Linked DNA regions of Homo sapiens: region 1 is linked to region 2. Evidence: read pairs that join two places in POLR2A ChIA-PET (ENCODE). Cell type or tissue: Panc1. All regions are shown on one strand. Links, peaks and the distances in the headings refer to the core of each region. The heading gives the core; the rest is flanking DNA. Region 1 overlaps NOC3L (NOC3 like DNA replication regulator). Region 2 holds the start of PLCE1-AS1 (PLCE1 antisense RNA 1).

Evidence for each region. ChIA-PET counts read pairs that join two places held together with the same protein. Peaks named below come from ENCODE experiments on the same cell type or tissue, not always from the same donor. Only the 100,000 strongest peaks of a DNase experiment are listed, where the experiment ranks them.
Region 1: POLR2A ChIA-PET joins it to region 2 with 10 read pairs; 2 of 35 experiments call an interaction of 5 or more read pairs at or near these places.

What each region holds. Positions count from the first base shown.
Region 1 is chr10:94,345,245-94,356,290 of GRCh38, forward strand. NOC3L (NOC3 like DNA replication regulator) reads right to left here. Exons shown (of 21, transcript NM_022451.11): 6 at 9,719-9,849; 7 at 7,652-7,813; 8 at 7,066-7,159; 9 at 4,869-5,044; 10 at 4,006-4,134; 11 at 1,181-1,312. Among named protein-coding and RNA genes, the nearest start is that of NOC3L, 12 kb to the right of the region's middle. In Panc1, for the core only: CTCF peaks have their summits at 4,265 (motif pointing right) and 4,468; no DNase peak of the experiment used is centred there.
Region 2 is chr10:94,282,652-94,293,697 of GRCh38, forward strand. PLCE1 (phospholipase C epsilon 1) reads left to right here. Exons shown (of 33, transcript NM_016341.4): 21 at 1,139-1,260; 22 at 2,197-2,314; 23 at 10,857-10,988. PLCE1-AS1 (PLCE1 antisense RNA 1) reads right to left here and starts at 4,419. Exons shown (of 4, transcript NR_033969.1): 1 at 4,190-4,419; 2 at 736-835. In Panc1, for the core only: no CTCF peak of the experiment used is centred there; no DNase peak of the experiment used is centred there.

The sequences.
Region 1 (11,046 bases), core at 1,826-9,825, 63 kb after region 2:
GCAGATATCTGGGATATGCTATCATTTTCTATTATTAAAGTTTTTCAAAAAAGAAAAAAAAAAGGAAAGAACATGTTGAGCCCAAAAATAATGGCTAGGATTAAATCATCTATAACTTGGAAGCCAGTCACCAACAATACTTCCCCAACACATTTACATACAATGCATAAAACTGGGCCCTATAAAGAAATTCAATAAAATATCCTTTTTTTTCTACTACCTAATGCTGTAAGAGCAGTAAATGATAATTTCTAAGCTGCCTGAGGCACAGGGAACTGAAAAATTGTTTCCTTCTCTCATGAGAAGTTGTTAAAGAGCTGCCATGTTCTTATTGGTCTTTGTTTCCTCACCTCATCTATACACATGCTCTTCCTAACAGAGCTATCCAACCTGCATTAGGATAGTATAATATAAATAGTTAAAATATGTATCTTCTTTTGTTCACAATTATTAAGTCTATTTTGATACTTCCATCATGTTTTCAAAATTAGACCCATTCAAAGATGAATATCCCCAGAGATTACTTTTGTTTTTACAAGCAACTTGATCACTCTAATAAACTGTTTAGAAATGTTCTGAGATGTGATGATAACAATAATAGTGATGATGGTGGTGGTACTAAAACTAAGGTTTATAAAGCCTGCCAAGTGTTTTATATGCATCATCTCATTTAACCTGCACGATTACCCTGCAAGGTAGGTACTATTATTAGCCCCGTTTATCAAAAAATAAATAAATAAATAAATAAAGTTTCCAAAGTTTCAGTAAATAAACAAGCGGCTGAAATTTCAACCCAAGTTTAAAATACAAACCAACAAAGAAACAAGATTCAATTAACAGAAACTCACTTTGCTGCCAACTTCACGTGAATGCATCTTTTCTGTTAAGGAAGGAATCTGTGTATCATAACTCTAAATTGATCTAAAAAGCCAAAGGATAAAAGCCAGCATGGCAAAAATATCTTTTCATCTATTGCTCTCCTTGCCAATCATTATCAGTTAAAACTGATTTAAGAAAACATTTCTTTGCAGTAACAGGAAAAGATAAAATTCTCTAAATGATGTATTTCAAAACTTTTATGTTTATGATTTAACTATGATTTTTACATGTGCCTATAAGTTTAATCTAAGATCAAATAAACAGAAAATTTAAATGAAACAAAAGGGGAAATAAGTCAAACCTTTCTCTGCATTCTTGATAGAGATTTTCTCTTTTCTTTGAAAGTCATAAATTTTTTTGGTTTATTAATGTCTTCTGTATCTTTTTTCACTTCTACTTCCTTGATTCTTAGGCATAAAAATGTTTTTAACATCTAATATTGGAAAAAAAACACAAATATACAGCTTAATATTTATATTGCCCTCAAAAACTTTACATAGAAAAGCATTTAACAGTGTTATTTCCCTCGTTCATGAAAAAACCTTCAAACATCTTTTATAACATTTTACACCAACTTCTTTTATCTGTATGCTATATTAATAACTTGTGTCTATGGAAGGACGGGAGCAAACATACAAAACGGACGCTAGCAAATACTAACTAAATATACAAAACTTTCTTTGCAGTTTAATGAGTATAAGGAAGAGAGAACACATGCCAACAGGATGACAAAGAGAAAACAGGCCAGGAAAAGGTTTGGACCAGTATGGGAGAAGATACACAAATTGCTGGGCCCTATCCCCAGAGTTTCTGATTTAGTAGGTCTGAGTTGAGCCCCAGAATTTGCATTCTAATTCCCAGCTGATGCTGGTCTGGGGACAAAAATAAAAATTATTGCTTTATGCCATTCAAAAATTCAGAAACTAATTTGGAAACTGGTGTTTTGTGTGATACAGCAAACTTCGCATACTCAAACACTAAGAACAAAAGGGGTTTAAAATGCTACACTTTCTCTGGATGAAATCACCCTACCGACCTCCCGCAGGCACAGCAGCATTCCTGGAAAAAACCTTGAGAACTACAGGTTTGTATTATTTTGATGTTCCAATATGCACATTTGGAAGAAAGCTGAGTATTTGGGATTACACGGCTAAAAGCACAGAATGAAACAAGGAATAACTAAAGGCATAAAGAGTGAACCTGAAGTCATTCTAGGTATCAGAAAGACCAACTCTGAATATTTTGTAGGTACTGTATGTGCTCAAAATATCACCTACCAACGAAAAATAACTCCAAATCAAATGATGTAGTTTTTACTCTAGCATCACGAAAGTTAAAGGGTTTTCCTATGGCTGAGTTTCATGTTCAAGCCTTATCTGATTGCTCTACAATTCTAAGTAAAGATGCTAAATATGCTCTGTTACTTTCATTTAATGTTTATAATTTTAGCAATTCAACTGAAATCAGATTTAAGAAAATAAAAAGGAATCTGATGCCAAAGGAAAACTGTGAAATCCAGAAATAAAATGGTAGAACAGCTTAACACCCAAAACTGTATTACTAAAGACAAATTAAAATATCTAAGACCTCAGTGAAGAAAACTATAAAATTTTACTTAAGAACATAAAAGAAGTCTTAAATAAATGGCAAGATATGATATTCTTGAATAGAAAAAAATCAATTCTGTAAATATTTTAATTCATCCAAACTAATCAATACATTGAATCGATTCTAATCAGATTCTCTGTGTGGACTATTTTGAGGGAAGGAAGTGAAAAATGGATTCTAAACTGCCTGGAGTAATATACTGAAATAAATAAGAATATTGTGGAGAAAAAAGAATAGTCATGTCTTTTATCAATTATACCCTTTCTGATTATTATTGTACCACATACCCAAATATACTATAGATATAACACAATAATTAAGCAGCATTTTATATCAGCAGAAAAAAAATGGTGATGAAATAACTGGCTGTCAGATTATATCAAATATATACATAATATAAATATTCAATATATATTAAACTATATAAAATATATATTCATTACATATATTAAACACAGATATTAAATCTGTACTCATACCACACATACAAAGATGTCAAATGGTTTAAATATTTAAATATAAAAATTAAAATTAAAAATCTCGGAGAGACTCCGTAAATTGGGATTGAGGAGACTATGTGCATAACAAAAAATATAGCTTCATATATAAGGCTGAACACAGAATTAAAAGGCAAAGTAAAAAAGAGAACAATCTGCAACCTATGTAACAAAGAGTTAATATTCTTTATGTAATGCAAGCTCCACAAACAGATAGTTTCGTTTCTTTTGTTACTATTTTATTCCCAGGACCTAAAAAAAGTGCCTGGCACATAGCAGTTATTTATTAAAATGAATATGTACTAAAAACTCATCACAAGTCATTAAGACAATTACTTTAAGAGAAAAACTGACAAATAATAAGCAGGTAAAAAAAGTTTATATATATATAAACTTTTCACCTACCTGACTAACAAAGATTAAATAGTAACATTCTGAGCAGGTAGGAGGGAACTGACACTCATATTCCTAGCAGGAACACAGTGATTAAATGTTTTTGAACAACAATTTGAGTTTGTAAATGTGATTACTGTTGGATCCAGCATCTACATTTTATAAATTTAATTCACAGAATATTCACACAATATGAAAAAATAATATGGCCAAAATGTTCTCAACACTGACTGTGGCAGCAAAAATCTAGAAAAAACTCAGCTGTTCAACAATTAGGGCACACAATGGAATACTCTGGTAGGCATTAGAAAGAATGGGATAACCCTATATGTAAGTTCACAATATAGAAAATGAAAACTGTTCCAGAACAGTTTTCAAAGTATAAGCCCATTTTTTATTTTAAAATATAAGCAAGTATATATGACTATATCTGCAAAGAAAAACATCTAGAAGGATAAATACCGAACTGTTAATAGTATCAAACATTTCAGGAGTTGACATGTTAAACACTTAAGGAGCTTGAATACTTTTTACTTCATACACTTATAAGGAATAAATTCCTCATAACAACTGAAAATCAACTTTGTAATTTAAAAACAAAATGCAAAGTAAAAAAAAAAAGGCTCACCTCTGGCCTAACTTCGTAATTTCTGCCCTTCACAAAACCAGAAATCACTTTAATTACACCAAGAGAAGCTTGGCCTAATTTATCTTGCTTAAAGAGTTTCTTCACAGCTTCACAACACATTTCAGATATCTGAAAAATAAAATGTCATACTTAACCAGTGTTTCTCAACCTTAGCACTACTGACGTTTTGGGTAACAGAATTCTTTGTTGTAGGGGGACTGTCCTAGGATGTTTAAAAGCCTCCATGGACTTTCTCCACTAGATGCCAGTAGTTAAGACTCTATCGCCACCACAGTCATCACAATCAAAAATGTATGCCGACATTGCCTAATGTTCCCTGGGGGACAAATTTGCTTCCTGTTGTGAACCACTACACCAAACTTATGTTCAGATAATTTTCTTCAGATAGACAGTGTTTAATAAATTGACATTATTTTACCAATAAATAACTTCAGAAGAATTTTGTAGGGGGAAAAAAATCACATGGTGTATAATTTTCTTTTTTTATTCATTTATTTATTTTTTTTGAGACAGAGTCTCGCTCTATTGCCCAGGCTGGAGTGCAATGGCGCAATCTCAGCTCACTGCAAGCTCTGCCTCCTGAGTTCACGCCATTCTCCTGCCTCAGCCTCCCAAGTAGCTGGGACTACAGGCGCCTGCCACCACGCCCTGCTAATTTTTTGTATTTTTAGTAGAGATGGGGTTTCACCATGTTAGCTGGGGTGGTCTCGATCTCCTGACCTCGTGATCTGCCTGCCTCGGCCTCCCAAAGTGCTGGGATTACAGGTGTGAGCCACCGTGCCTGGCCCACATGGTGTATAATTTTCTAAGGAGGACAGCAATAACCATTTACAGCAACTCACCAATTTTGACATGTCATTCATGAGAGGGACAATCAATACGATGATGTTGTTGTGAAAGTTAAAATGAGGTAGTGCCACCAACAGCTCACACAAGCTCTTCACAGCGACTTCTGCCAGTCCTTTGTATGCCTTTAAGGAAACTACATTACTTTTCTTCAGCTTCCTCTGCTTCCAATCTAATCAAAAGATAACTGTAGTTACTTTACTCATTGGTCAAAAGTTAAACTAATTGGCTTTCTTTTACAATCAATGTACATTTTAACACACATAAACACACACACACACATTCCCACACCCCTTAAAAAAAGACTTCATATGCTGGGCACAGTGGCTCACACCTGTAATCCCAGCACTTTGGGAGGCCAAGGTGGGCAGATCACGAGCTCAGGAGATTGAGACCATCTTGACCAACATGGTGAAACCCCATCTCTACTAACATAAAAAAAAAAAAATTAGCCAGGCATGGTGGGTGGCACACGCCTGTAGTCCCAGCTATTCAGGAGGCTGAGGCAGGGGAATCACTTGAACCTGGGAGGCAGAGGTTGCAGTGAGCTGTGACTGCACCACTGCATTCCAGCCTGGCGACAGAGCAAGACATCGTCTCAAAAAAAAAAAAAAAAAAGAAGAAGAAAAAAAGACTTCATAATGGTTCGATCTGCTCAGGAAAGGTCCAATATGGAGGCTACTAACTGCCACATATAGGAGTCAATTGAGCATTTGAAATGCAGCTAATACAAATTAAGATATACTCTAAGTATAAAATACACTCTAAGTATAAAATACAAACCAGATTTGAACTTAGTACTAAAAAAAACTGAGAATGTAAGACATTAATTTTTAAAATTTATTACATGTTGAAATGATAATCTGAATATATATAATATACTATTAAAATTAATTTCATTGCTTTTTAGTGTGTCTGCATTTTTTTTAAATGACATATGTGGCTCATGTTATAGTTCTATCAGACAGAGATGGTTGCACAAAGATCCCAGGAGCTTTCCAAACAGTTCAGAAATTCAAAAACAAAAGAAAAACTCCCAGGCCCTCTCACTGGAAGAACAAACACTAATAGGGTGCCAGCTGGAACACCAGAACATAGAAGCAATATCCATACTACCCACCCCCACCCCACTATACTCCACTACCTTTATGCCCTTATTAGGCCAACAGGATTCAGTGGTCCTGTTCCAGCTGACAGCAATGGGTGATCTTAGTAAATAAGCTGGGTAAATGAGCCAATTAGGCCAAATGAAAACACCTGGCCTAGGCAACAACTGTCTTCCCTATTCCTACCCCTATTTTTTCTATGTCCTTCCTTTTCTGAAGAGTTTAAGAGTTTATCATCCCAAATAATTGACTCATAAATCCATTTTCAAGACATGCAAATATCCATTTCTAGTTATCCTTCTATTTATTTATTCATTTCTTTTGAGACAGGGTCTCACTCTATCGCCCAGACTACAGTGCAGTGGCATAATCATAGCTCACCGCAGGCTCAAACTTCTGGACTCAAGTGATCCTCTCAGCTCAGATCTCCAGTAGCTGGGGCTCTATAGGCATGGGCCATCATGCCTAATTTTTTTTTTTTTTTTTTAGAGACAGGAGTCTCACTACATTCCCCAGGCTGGTCTCAAACTCCTAGCTTCGAGCAATCCTCTTGCCTCGGCCTCCAAAAGCACTGGGGTTACAGGTGTGACCCACCACGCCTGGCCTCTAGTTATCCTTCTTCCCTGACTACCATGCCTCCAAATAAAAAACAGCAGAATAAATCCCAACTGTTCATAACAATGTATTTTGTTAAATGCATTGTAGTCAACAAAAATACAACTACTTACTAAAAACTGCAGCAATAATACTAATAATTGATAAAATATAGTGTATAGTACATGCTAGGCACTGTTTAAAGCACCTCATATCTACAAACTCAGTTACTTCTTACAATAATCCTGGAAGGTAAGTACTATAATTATTTCCATTTTTTAGACAGGAAAACTGAGACACAGAAAGACTATGTAATTTTCCCATCACATAGGTAGTAAGTGGTGGAGCCAGGATTTGACCCCTGGAAGTCTGACTCTAGATTCTGTTCCTGACCATACCTGCCTCTCACTACACAACACAGAACACTGTACAGAATTCACCTTCATGATCAAGGCTAAGTATGTTACAAACTTTGAAGATATGTTTAATATACCTTTAACCATTTGTTCCAGATTTTCCAAATAAAACTTGTATTGGCTAACCAGGCCTTCTTCAAATTCTCTTAACTTCTGGGTTTCTTTTCGGGTCTGAAAAGACCAAAAAGGTCAATCATTTTTTAAAATCAGAACATTAAAAGCCCAAAATTAGTATAAAATATGTGTGTCTAGTATACACCCAGTACTATTTAAAAAAACAAAAAACAAAAAACGCGGCAGTCGTTTAGGCCAGGCGTGGTGGCTCATGCCTGTAATCTCAGCACTTTGTGAGGCAGAGGCGGGTAGATCACCTGAGGTCAGGTGTTTGAGACCAGCCTGGCCAACGTGGGGAAACCCCGTCTCTACTAAAAGCACAAAAATTAGCTGGGCCTGGTGGCGCATGCCTGTGATCCCAGCTACTGAGGGGGCTGAGGCAGGAGAATCACTTGAACCCGGAAGGCAGAGGTTGCAGTGAGCCAAGATCACGCCACTGCACTCTAGTCTGGGCGACAGAGTAAAACTCTGCCTCAAAAAAAAAAAGTCTATCTCTCCAAAATGTTTAGTTATTTTAGATAGTAATTATATCTAGCAATCTAGCATTACCTTAGTAGATTTTTCTGCTTCTGTGAGGGGCCGGATTTTATATGAAGGAGTAATATCTTTAAATAACTCCATCAGAGAAACAATTACCAGCTTTCGAACAGTAACAGCCACATCAGGATCTTGTTCCATCAACATAGAACGTAATTCTTTCAATTTTTTAATCTGTTAAAGAAATAGCTTATAAAGCTGGAGAAATCATGACGAAACAATTATGAACAAAAGACAACAGCCCCACATCCGGCAAAACAAGCGGAATTCACACAATGACTCCAAGTCTAGTCATGCCACACCAAACTCCAGACCCTGCTCACTTTACCAAGAGATAAGTCACTAAAGTCATAAAGTAATTGTATTAGTCCGTTCTTGTATTGCTAGAAAGAAATGCCTGAGGCTGGATAATTTATAAAGAAAAGAGGTTTATTTTGGCTTATAGTTCTGCAGGCTGTAGAGGAAGCTCGGTGCCTGCGTCTACTCCTGGTGAGGCCTCAGGAAACTTACGATCAAGGCAGAAGGCAAAGGGGGAGCCAGGGTGTCACAGGAAAGATAGGGGAGGTTCTAAGCTCTTTTAAACAACCAGCTCTCACATGAACTACCAGAGTGAGAAGTCACTTGTTACCACAAGGATGGCACCAAGCCATTCATGAGGGATCCACCCCTATAATCTAAACACCTCCCACCAGGCCCACTTCCAACATCAGAGGTCACATTTCAACATAAGATTTGGAGGGGACACACCTCCAAACTATATCAGTAATCATATTTTTGTCATATAGTTAGAAACATACAGACCTTAAAAAATTAGTTTACATTTATTATTTAGCTATTTTGGGAAATTCTTTTTTGCTGGATTTTCCTAAAGTACGTGTGTCCTATTCTTCTAAAAACGCTTTTCAAAATATACTAAAATGTTATATACATTAACCAAATATATCAGTCATACACATGAATTAATCAGGAATTACATGTAATATAGCCACATTAACTTGAGCTTCAAAGATAATTTCTATGATGGTTTCGACTGCTTTGATGAACTACTATTGTCTGTGAGCACAGGTTCCTGAGTAGAAGATCTGGGTTCCAATCCAGTGGCTGTTAAAATCTGGAACAAATCACTTGGGTTTTTTAAGGCTCAATTTTCCAGCTGTAAAATTAGATCAATCTCTTATGCCTATGGTTTTGTAATGATTGAGAGAATACACATAAGAAATATTCCAAATCTCTCTTCCCTAATTCTGCTCTAGATCTTCCCCTCACTTCATTAGAAAAGGACAAGTACTACTCCAAAGCATTCCCACATGAAATTTGCTTCTATAAATGTAAATAAGCTATTCTATCATTTCATAAACAAATACTTGTTATAATAGTATGCTGGGGACACCAGCATAACAATAATAATAGTATCATTTTATATGACTTCACGTATATTTCATCATATAATCCTCACCACAAAGTTTTGAAAAAGACACTGTCCTTTTTTAGAGATGAAAGAGTCTTGGATAAATAACTTACCCAAAGTCTCACAGATAGTACTTATCAGGGCCAAGATTAAACCTCAGATTTCTCTAGTTCATGTGTTATAACCATCACTAACTCAACGACTATACACATGGCACAATAACACTTTACTTTAACTTTGGCTCTAGTTCACTTAAAATATTTTCAACTTACAAATATTCCTGAACTAATTCCATACACTTCCCCTGTAGCGCGCTTTTTAAAAACTCCACGGGTATGTCAAGCAAATTTGCAAACAGGTTCCTCCTCCCTAATACAATTTTATAAATTTAAACATTTTTAGAGTTATAAGATGTCCAGTATTTTCATATATGAAGATGAGGAGAATAAGATTCAGAGAGTTTAAGTAACTTTTCTAGGATTACAAAAGAAATTAAGTTCAGACATAGCATTAAGCTAAGATTCTGTCTACTCTCTTACTCTAACCCAGCTACTATGTTTAGTTAATGCTTTTCCTTTTAGTGTATGCTTATAGGTAACAAGGGAATCTTAACAATTAGGCATTTACACCATACCTAATACAAAGAGCCTAAAGAAATTAATACTACCTACATTATTTTCTGGATCTGATAATATGGCAGATGCCAAGGCTGCAATATGCATCTTCTTCTCCTGTAATTTCTTCTTTCTCTCAATCAAATGTTCTTCTATGGTCAGCTCTTGAATAGGATCTTCAATGATCTCTAAAACAGATTAGATGTTCCCTTACATATTCCTCTGCTTACAAGTATCCAAGAATCTTAATAAAATATTTTTACAGTAATAATAATAATGACAACAGCTAAGAATTTTGTATTTACTACTACACATCATCTCCTCAACAATACAGGTACTATCATTGGACCCATTTTATAGATAAGAAAACTGAAGCAAAGGAAGAGAAAATAACTTGGCTAAGCTCATAAACCAAAGGAAAATAGGATTCAAGCTCATAAACCAAAGGAAAATAGGATTCAAACTCAGGCAGTCTGATTCTAGAACTTTTTTTTTTTTTTTTTGAGACAGGGTCTCACTTGGTCACCTAGGCTGGAGTACAGTGGCACTATCACAGCTTACTACAGCCTCCACCTCCCAGGTTCAATTGATCCTCCCACCTCAGCCTCCCCAGTAGCTGAGACCATAGGTGAGCCACAATACCCAGCTAATTTTTGTGTTTTTTGTAGAGACGGGGTTTCACCATGTGGCCCAGACTGGTCTCAAACTCCTGGGCTCAAGTGATCCTCCCACCTCAGCATCCCAAAGTGCTGGGATTACAGGCATGAGCCAGTGCAACCAGCCTAGAGCTCATATTCTTAGCTTCTATGATAATAAGCCCAAAATAATTCATATTAATTAACAAATAGGATAATCCTATTTAGTTTTTTTTTAAGTACAGAATATTCTCCTTTGTTTTTAACACTATATATTACTTTATACAAACTAATACTTCATAGTTTTGGGCTACAGAAAAACATGTCCACCTTAGGAAATTCATAGGGAACTAGATTTAATCAACACTAGCATAATCTGTAATGGTTTTATGATGGGTGACTGAAAACAGTTAAACAGTTGACCTGTAATTCATTTTTGCTATTAATGAGGTCTGCTAAGCGAAAGTAAAATTTAACTAGATTGTTCTGTCACAAATTCCAAACTAATATAATTTCAAACAATAAAATGCATTATTTCAGTTCAACTTTGATTAAATGGTCCTAGGTAATAGAAACTGACATTCAATTATATGAAACATATGCAAGTATAATTGTGCTAGAAACAAACCAAAATGACTTCATACTACAGAATCGCTTTTGTAATTTAAAGCTAAAAAGTTAACAGTTATTTGTAAGTAGTCTTTCTCTTACAATTAAAAGGAATTCAGAACAGTAATAATTAACAAGACA
Region 2 (11,046 bases), core at 1,429-9,428:
ATAGAGCATTTCCTGTTTCATTTATTTATAATCTAAGCTGCTGTTATTTGTGCTTTGCTTCATGCCTTTGTTTAATTTATCTGGTGTTTGTCTTAATTTTCTCCTTCCTTTACCCCTTTCTGATTCTGTTTTTCTGTAGCAGATGTCCTTACTGCCTCCCCTGCTCCTAACGGTCAGGAAGGTAAATGCCATTTGAACGGGGCATTTTAACTGCATGGATGTCAGCATTCTGTTTCCAATTTCTTGGGCCCGGTTAGCATGACGTTGTGATACTTCTGTGAATACAAATGTAATGAAATGATTTATCTCATTTACTTCTTGTCAGCCTGCATGGCCCTGATTTGGTATAAGGTCCTTTTGGTCTAATCGTTTGTGCTCTGATGATGCGATACTAAATCTTGAGTGAGAAATTAGCTTTCTTGTTTTTCATTTTAAAAGGTCATCATCACGATACACTTCTAATACCTTTAGAGTCATTCCAAATAGAAAAGCAAAAAAAGAGCAAAATATAAGATTATATCTTATGATATAATATTCAGATATATTTTATTTTCTGTTATGATTATCACTTAGTAAATTAATAACAATCATGAAAACTTTACTTTTTAATTATAATTGTGAAGACTTTGCATTGCACCCAATAATAAGTCTTTCCCCCTAGGTTTTGGCATTTCTCAAGGTAAAAGAAGTAAATAGCTTCATTTCAAAGTGAGAGTGAGTCAATCATGTATGTACCTTCTAGAAGTGCTTCAGCCACTAAATCCTTCCCAAACGTGTGTGCTGTCAGCTTCTTGACACGGGGTATCTTCCATAATATTTGCACAGTTCCAATCATCTGTATGAAAATTGGCATCTTCATTTAGATTATGTCTATATGCCAGATTATTTTGAATCATTTAAATTATGTATATAAGTGACAAAAACTACTGGTAAATAAATCAATTAAATTGAAAATAACTGCATCAACCCAATTTTTACAGTTATGCTTCAAGCCATCATTTTGTTAACATACTATATAGTTAGAGCCTCATTCTTATAGATAAGTACAAGTATCTGGATGTCCTCACAGTGATGCACATGTAGCTCTTAAGTGAAGCATTGGGTTCGTTTTCACTGAAGTCTGCTAACTTATTTTCAGACAACATTCTGGAAGACAGACCTGAAAATAAATCATGTAATGACAAGCTTCAGTTTGAATATAATGAAGAAATCCCAAAGAGGATAAAGAAAGCAGATAACTCTGCTTGCAACAAAGGAAAGGTGGGTGAACGGTTTCTGTTAAATGACACTTTGACCATGTGGTACTCTTGTCAGTTTCAGATGAGATTCCACTTGCTCCCTGTCCCTCCCTTTCACCTTTCCCCTCACTTTCCCTTAGATACCTGCCAAAGTTCACTTGGTGATATTAAAAGACACCCACCTTCCATTTGTGGAAAGTTAGTCACTGATTCATCCAGCCAATACCTACTAATGGTGTATGTGTGGCAGGTACTGAAGTGGCACAGAGGTGGTTTAGTGATGAAGGCAGACATGTCAACTGTGTTGAATGTAAGTGCATAGAACAGTGATTATACTGTGTTATCAGAGAATCAAGGACAGGCTCTCAGGGAAGATGAGGTTTCAGAAGGAAGATTTGGCTAAACAGACAAAAACAGAACATTCGGGCCAAGAGGGCAGCCTGGTATGTCCAGGGAATTGCAAGAAGTTTTAAAGGCATTTGGGATGACCAAGAAGATAAACGGGCCAGATAGCAGAGGAATGACACTGAGAATAGGAAGATAAATGAGATACCCAGACCCTATCCTCAAGTGCCTCACAGTTTATAGACTCTGAGCAAATCTTTAGACGCAGTTGCAGTGACATTGTTGGACAATGGAATTGTAAGATATGTCAAAAATTTGAGCCACGGAAGATACATAGTCAATCCTCTATTTATTTAACAAAGATTTATTGACCATTCCACATGTAAGACAGTGGACCATGCACTGAGGGAAGATGGAGGATGAATTAGACTCACCTCCTGCCCTCAGAAAGCTTTTACTCTAGGAAAGCTGTTGGGACATGTATATGGATAATTACCATGCAAGGGGAAATACAGTAATAACACCAGAGGAGGACAGATAAAAGAGCTTTGGGAATCCAGAGGTGAGTAGCATATACCTTCCATGTAAAATGGTATCATTTTTCCCTTACCAGGTTTATGATATGGAACTGGGAGAAGAATTTTATCTTGATCAGAATAAAAAGGAAAGCAGACAGATTGCACCAGAGCTTTCTGACCTTGTAATCTATTGTCAAGCAGTAAAATTTCCAGGTAAGATTAGGCAATATCATCTATAACTTTTAAAGATATCAAAGGTTAAAAATATGCCATTTATTTAATTGGGCATTGTGAACACTCTCAAAATAACTAAATTGTGTTGCTGAAATCATTGTTATAATACCTCCTAAATATCTTTATTATTATAATTTGCCTTGATGCTCATGAAGAAAAATACCATAAAGTATTCATTTTTCAGGTCACACAATGTCTTTTTATAATAGTTAATAATTATAAAAGTTATAATACTCATAATTTCTAATTGCTAAATGTATTAAATACTTAAGTACTAGGATTTGTGCTATTTTACGTACATCTCCTTTACCGTTCATAATGATTCTACAAGGTAGGCGGTATTATCTCCATTTTAAAATAAAGTCTGAGAGGGATGAAGTAATTTGCCCCAAGTTTCAGAGTATATCAGTCAAGATTCTTTTGTTTGAAAGTGGCAGAAATTGACCTAAGTAAAGGGAACTTTATTGACTCATGTGCTTAAAAATGAAGACACACAGGTTTCAGGTATAGCTTAACCAAGGTACATGCTTTCTCTTTCCTCATTTCTCATTCCGCCTCCATCATGTTGGCTTTCTCCCCTTTATTCCCTTCTGGTTGCGAGACGGCTACAGCAGGCCAGCACTACATGCTTCCAGTTTCAGCTTCAGTGTAAGAGTCTCTTCCAGAACTTCCCGCAGAAGTGTCATTGTTTCTCATTGGGTCCTTTACCAATCACTGTGGCCAGGAGATGCAGTGCTCTGATGGTCTGGATCCCATGTCACATTCTCCACTCTGAGCTGGGTAGCAAGGCCCCACCCAAACCACAAGGACCAAGGATGGCGTTGAAGTGGAAGGAGAGATTTCCCCCAATTGACCGTTTTTAGAAGTACAGTGGACAGGCTGATGAACCACTTTCCAAAAACAGTGTCCTTTTCAATTAATGAATGGTAGACCTATGGCTCTGAAGCCTGTCTGTCTCCAAAGTCCTGCCCTTACCCGTTATACTGCCTGGCCTCTCTTGTTTCGGGCTGTTTTCAATGAGGTACTCAATTATGTGTCCCACAAATGGGGCACCAGGGGGTAGAAGACAAACAAGAAAGTCCCTAAGTACATGGAACTCAGAAAAATTCATCTCCTCATACTAAGAAAAAGGATTCTCTTGAATATAATTTCTGAGAACAGGAAAGTGGCTGAGATAGGAGGATCAGTCTAAATGTTAGTAAACAGGATTTATAGACTTGGCCTGGAGAGAGGCACTAAAATGCCCTCATCTTTTCAAGATGGGCTGAACTCAGGTCCCTCCCAGAGCATATCTTAAGCACCTGGTCTCACACAGTGCCTGACAAATGGGCCAGAGGCATTGGGCTATTTAAAAATTAGGCAAACTGGGTGTAGTGGTGCGTGCCTGTAATCCCAGCTACCAGGGAGGCTGAGCAGGAGAAATGCTTGAGTCTAGGAGTTCAAGCCCAGCCTGGGCAAGATATATAGCAAGACCTCATCTCTAAAAAATAATAATTAAATTTTTAAAATCACAGTTAGGTAATAGTGAGCTTTTCACACATCAGAGTAAAAAAAATCATATTATTTAATGATATGATAAAAATCATATATTTCATGATATTAAAATCATTTTAATTGTAAGTTTTCTCCTATAAGCTGTTTTTAAACTTTTGGCAGCTGCTACTGCTTGTCTGCTAGCAAATCCTGTTGAGGAGGATATGAATCAATAAGTAGCCAGCAAAGATTTCAGAGAAATGCAGGAACCTGGCCATTTAAGTTTAATTTCACAGACCATGACCTCATGGCATATAAGTACAATATGACCATTATTTGCAACTGGCAAAACTCTTTTTCTGATGGAGTAAAACCCTTTACCTGTCAAAGAGCCTGGAGGCTGGCATGTCCTTCATTGCAGGAACAAGGATGAGCGCCACTCTGTCCAAGAATCACACCCACTGCAGCTCTTATTCTTTATAAATGCAGCGGATGCCACACTCGGACCATTCCACTGGCTTTGTCTTTTCTTCTCAAGCACTCAGTAAATAAGGAGCACAAATTCCCAAAGATATTTGAAGTCTGTGTGAAAGATAAAGTCTCTGTACCAGTAGAGAATCGTGGAAGATCAGGAGGTCATGTGATAGAGCTTCTAAGCATGTGGTTGTTCGGCTTATTTTAAAAATTCCAAGTATGTTGTTTTTTAAAAGTGTTCACATAGCATACATTTCTTCATAGGTATAGTGTATTTTCTCTTTAGAAAAATGAAATTTCTTACATTTTTTCCCTGATTTTATTTCCTGTCTCAAAATAGCTAAATTGGATTGCCAGAATGATTGTTATAATACCTTCTAAATATTTCTTTTTACAATCATTTGTTTGATGCACATGAGGAAAATACTATAAACTGTTCATTTTGCTATGCCGTTTATTTTAATTTTGCTACATTATCAATTTCAGTGTATGTCACCTTTCATCATCCCAAGTCCCTTCTTACAAGCCATATGCAAAAAAAAAAAAAAAACCCTTCATTGCAATGAGGCACTCAACAATCATGTGGTATGAGGCCCACAGAAAGGAAGGAACTTCCCCACCATCAGAAGCTAGGTCAGTGGCAGGGCAAGAGCCAGAATTCCTGTCAGCTCCCAGGGGTGGGCTCTTTGCACCACACTATGGAAGTAGTTGAATTTTTTCGACCTGCTTTCTCTTAGGGTTTATTTCTCGGTTGCATTTAGTACTTCTATTGTCCTGGGTTTTTTTCTCCTTCTAATAGAAAAAAAAAAGGATATGGTATTTTTATTTTATGACCCCATCAACCTAGTTTCCAATATCTTCCCACAAGCTCCCCTGCATCCCCCACTCTCCTCAGGCACCTACATACACTGCCGTCTTTCTAGTGCCAGGCCATTGCTCAGAGTGTTCTCAACCTTGCCTGGCCTTCCTTCTCCCCTTGGCCCCATTCCAAATTCCAAGGACGGGGTCCTTGGAAAGTATCTGAGACTCTTCAACTCATTGTGACATCTCCTTTCTGGAGCTCCTTCATTTATAGGCATATGTTTGGGTACCTCCTAGATACCCAGTTGTTCCACAGTTAGGAGTGCAACCTTGTTCTTTTATTTTGAATTTTTTTATTTTGACAGCTTTAGTGGTACAAGTAGTTTTTGGTTACATGGATGAATTGTATAGTGATGAAGTCTGGGATTTTAGCGCACCTGTCACCCAAGTCGTGTAAGTCATACCCACCAGGTAGTTTTTCATCCCTCACCTCCCTCCCACTCTCATTCTGAGTCTCCAATGTCCATTACGCTGCTCTGTATGCCTTGACATACCCATAGCTTAAAAGATTACAACCCTGTAAGACAAAAATTATTCAGTGGTGACAAGATCATCAGATAAGATCGTGGGTCAGAGACCTGGGCTCTTGGCTACCATGCTTTGTGATTTGGCCAAGGCAAATCTCTCTGAGCCTTTCTCACTCAAAAGTGGAGTTGACTAGAATCCTTGTTTACTACACTTGCTGAAATCTCCAGAATCACCCAGGCCACTTGATTAACATACCCAGTCTCAGGCCTCTCTACCAGGGATTTACATTTGGAAGGCACTGGGAGGTCCTGGTCCCTGGGTTTCTAAGGCAGGCAATTCAGGAGCAGGTAGAGCCAGATGATCTGGAAGTCTGATTCTGAGGGGGATTTTGCCTCATTCTCCTTTGGATCCACCACACAGTCCACAGAGCAGGTGCCCAGGGATTCCATGGTGAGGCTCGTCCGGAAGATTCTGTGACTTCCAGGGCTCATTTTTATTCCTACACTGAAGGAGCCACATGGGGAGAGCCTTGCAAGTGTCAGTCCATTCCCTGGACACACACTGTCATTTTCTCAGCACTGAGAGACAAGCTTTGTTCATCAAACAGTGGTTTGCTAACAAGCCATTTGAATGACAAAAGTAGAACCCTGCTGCCTTGGACAGCTTTGGGCTAGCTGGGTGTAGGTCCCTGGCACTGAGAGTTGCCTCCCCCACAGAGAGCCTTGGCCATCCCCCATGGCTGTTCTGGGTTACTCAGACCCACAGTAGTGCTGCAGGTTGGAACACCTTGGAGGGCAAAGGGATGCATTTCAAGAAATGAGAGGGCTTGGAACAGAACTCTCGGGAGAATGTCAACCAACACACCACTGAGAGGTAGCCCTGTTCACTGAAACTTAATTACCCTCGGTGCCTCCCAATATCTTGCAAAACCAGTGAACACAGCTTTTCGGACCTATAGTGACTGGGTAAGATGAGGCCCTGCAGAGCATGGCAGGCAAGGCACTCAGGAAGGAAAAGTAGCCGTGTGACCCTGAGTGGCTCTCGGACCATCCCCAGACTCAGCTTCTCTCCTGATTTTAGCAGTGCCAATATGTTGAATCCTCTGATGTCTCTGGGAGAGCATCCAGAAGAAAGCCTAGCACTGATTATATTTACAGTAATGCATCACTTAATCAGGGAGAGACATTCTGAGAATGCTTCATTAGATTATTTTGTCATTGTGTGAAACATCATAGAGTGAACTTAGACAAAGCTACAGTGTAGCCTGCTACACACCTAGGCTAGATGGTGTAGCCTGTTGCTCCTAAGCTACCAGCCTGTACGGCATGTTACTGCACTGAATACGGTAGGTAAGTGTAACACAATGATAAGTATTTGTGCGTTTAAACATACCTAAACAGACAAGGTACAGTAAAATTATGACATAAAAGATTTAAAATGGTACATCTGTATAGGGCACTTATCATGAATGAAGCTTGCAAGACTGGAAGTTGCTCTAGGTGGATCAGTGAGTGAGTGATGAGTGAATGTGAAGACCTGGGACATTACTGTACATGACTATCGACTTTATAAACACTGTACACTAAGGCTACACTACATTTATAAATAAAAATTTTTCTTCAAAAATAAATTAACCTTAGCTTACTGTAACTTTATATTTTATAAATTTTTATTTTTTTAACTTTTTGACTCTTTTGTAATAACACTTAGCTTAAAACACAAACACATTGTACAACTGTATAAAAATGTTTTCTTTCTTATCTTATTTTTATTTTTTAATTAAAGACCTGGCCTTGCTCTGTCATCCAGGCTGGAGTGCAGTGGTGGAATCATGGCTCACCGTAACCTTGAACTCCCAGGCTCAAGTGATCCTCCCACCCTAGTCTTCTGAGTGGCTAGGACTACAGGCATGTGCCACCAATACCTGGCTAATTTTTCTTTTTTTTTTTAGAGACAAGGGTCTCACTATGTTGCCCAAGCTGATCTCCTGGACTGATCTGCCTTGGCCTCCCAAAATGCTGGAAATACAGGCATGAGCCATCGCACCCGGCCATTTTCTTTCTTATTTTTCTCCTTTTTTTTTTTTCCCATTCTGTGACTCCAGCCAAAGACATTTTCTTTCTTTATTCTGTAAGATTTTCTCTATTTTTAATTTTTTTTACTTCATTTTATTTTTTATTTTTTTACTTTTTAAACTTTTTTATTAAAAACAGATACAAGCACCCACATTAGCCTCGATCTACACAGAGTCAAGATCACCAATATCATTGTCTTCCACTTCCACCTCTTGTCCTACTGAAGGTCTTCAGGGACAATAACAAGCATGGAGCTATCATCTCCCATGATAACAACGCTTTCTTCTGGAATACTTCCTGAAGGACCTGCCTGAGGCTGTTTTACAGTTAACATATATATATATATGTAACTTAAAAAAAAGTATATATATATATACACACACACATATATACACATGTAATGTAGAATGAGTATACTCTAAAATAATGATAAAAAGTATAGTAAATATATAAACCAGTAACATATTTATTATTATTACCAAGTATGTTCTGTACATAATTGTATGTGCTAGACTTCTATATGACTGGCAGTGCAGCAGATTTGTTTACACCAATCTAATCACAAGCACTTGAGTAATGTGTTATGCTATGGATGTTAGGACAGCAGAAGGTGATAGGAATTTCTCAGCTCCAGTACAATCTTAAATGGGACCACCATCATATACGTGGTCTGTTGACCTAAATGTTGCTATATGGCTAATGACTGTACATCGCTTGTCTAGTTAGGGAGTTGATTTCAAAGCTTCCAGACAGATTAGGATTTCTGAAGGAAGATACCATCATATGCACTGGAGTCAATTTATTCTTTTTTTTTAAGTAATTCTTTTTCTTTTTAGAGACAGAGTCTTGCTAAGTTGCCCAGGCTGGCCTCAAACTCCTGGGCTCAAGCGATTCTCCTGCCTCAGCCTCCCAAGTCGCTGGGACTACTGGTGTGCACCACTGCATCTGGTTCTGGAGTTGGTGTATTCCTAAATACCTAGATGGCTTCTGCTCAAACTTCCATCTCGAAGCTTTAGTCATGTCAGATGTTCCAACATCTATATCTAAAATAAGCATTCTTATTCACAATCACAAGTAAAAACACAGATGAGAGGAAGACCCTAAAATTAACTAGAGACTCAGCTGAGGAAGAGAGGCAGCCACCAGGCTAACCATGTGGATTTAAATCCCAGCTCTGTCTCTCCATGACCTTGACTTGAACAGTTATGTATTATAGCTGCTCTGCACCTGGGATTCCCTATCTGTAAAAGGGGTGTAACAGTCCTAACTTAAAGGATTGCTGTAAAAAGTAGCAATAAAGTATCTAGTGTGATTAGCACATCGTCGGGAGCATGGTGGGTGGATCACTTGAGGTCAGGAGTTCAAGATCAGCCTGGACAACATGGTGAAATGCCGTCTCTACTAAAAATACAAAAATTAGTGGTGCACACCTGTAATCCCAGCTTTCTGGAAATGTTGTTATCGGTAAGTGAGCCAACGGGGTAGATGAAGGTTCTTTGTTGCTTCTTCATTATTTTTCTGGGCCCCTTCTCACAATTCAAAATCCTTCCCCTTCTTTGATCACTCAGCCCTTGTTTACATTCTTCCCCTCCCCATCCCAAAAGAATAACCAGGCTCTTCACTGAAGTACCCACATTCTGGTAGAAGATATTGACATGTGGCAGGATACAGGCAAAAGTCCAGAATGAACAGAGCCCCTCCCCACTGGTCCCTCATCAGTTTTACTTGGGAGAAAATCCATTATTAAGTAATTGTGTCAAGAGCAAAATGTACACAAATATTAAGATCAAGGTATGAGAACTCAATAGTCTAAGTTTGTGCATGTTTGCTATTATGAATACTTTGGAGGTAAAAGAAAACCTTAGAAGCCCCACATTAAGCTATAATAATAACAGCTACTATGGACTGAGCACTTCCCTGAACAAGACACACTACTAAGTATGGACAAGTTGAGCATCCCTAATCCAAAATGCTCCAAAATCCAAAACTGTTTGAACGCTGACATGATACTCAAAGGAAATGCTCATGGGAGCATTTCGGATTTTGGATTCTCAGACTGGGGATCCTCAACCAGGTGAGTATGATACAAATATTCCAAAATCCGAAGAAATCTGAAATCTGAAACACTTTCATGTCCCAAGCATTTCAGATAAGGGATATTCAGCCTGTATATGTATATTATCTTGTTTATTCCTAACCACAGCCCACTTACAGATGAGGAGGGAGTGTTCTAGAGAGGTTAAGTAACTTGTGTGAGATTGCCCTGCTAGGAACAGATTTTAAATCCAGCTGTCTCACTCCAAAGTCTATGCTCTTAAACACTACTCTATCCTGTCTCCTCTGATGATGTTCTTGGAATGTGTATTATCATCTGAAATACGACCTCCTGAATGCTGCTTCAGCTTAGGGAATTACTCTCCAAAGGTACAGTTATGACAGTGGGAACAATTTGGAGGCAATTCTGGCCTCACTGGTGCCTTCAGCTCACTCTTTTTACATTGGAGCCAGGTCTATGTGGTTTGCATTCATTTCCTCTTTCAGCAAATATGTATTCAGTTCCTGCTCTGCACCAGGCACTGTGCCAGGCATGAAGCATCCAGGGAGTTGTTAGACCAGGAGTGAGAAAGAGAAGCCATAAACATCATTATCACCATATTTCCCATCTTCAGAGTAACCATATGAGTGAGTTCCTATCATTACACACATTTTGTAGATAAGGAAACTGAGGACCAAAGAAGGAGGTGTTATGTCAAGGCTAATATCAGCAGGAATTGAACCTAGACACTATGACACTAAAACCCAAGTAATAGCCATTCCTTCATCTCTCCAAATTAAATAATTAGCCACTGATCATTTCTGGCCACAGCACCTTCTTTTCATGCAGTTTTTCAAAATCTTTCTGATGCACAATCAGCTAAGTGTGTGTGTGATTTTGTGGTCATTCTGTGATAAGCATGCAGTTCTTGTTGCATTTGCCTATAGAGATTTTTAAAACTTTGCTTTAATTGCCTACAATGCTATTATTAACAGAACAAAAACTGCCAGTAGGGTTTCTGTACTAGGTTCCAAGGGAGTAGTAGGACTTCAAAATAAATATTAATGGGGATGGAAAATGTTGAGTTGCCTTGCTTGTAGTTTTTGGCTTATTTATTTTCATTTTATGGGAACAGGACTGTCAACTCTAAATGCATCTGGCTCTAGCAGAGGAAAAGAAAGGAAAAGCAGGAAGTCCATTTTTGGCAACAATCCGGGCAGAATGAGCCCAGGGGAGACAGCATCATTTAACAAAACATCTGGAAAAAGTAAAGTCACTTTCTTACAATATCTTTGCTTGATTCTGCATGCTGGATGATTTAGATA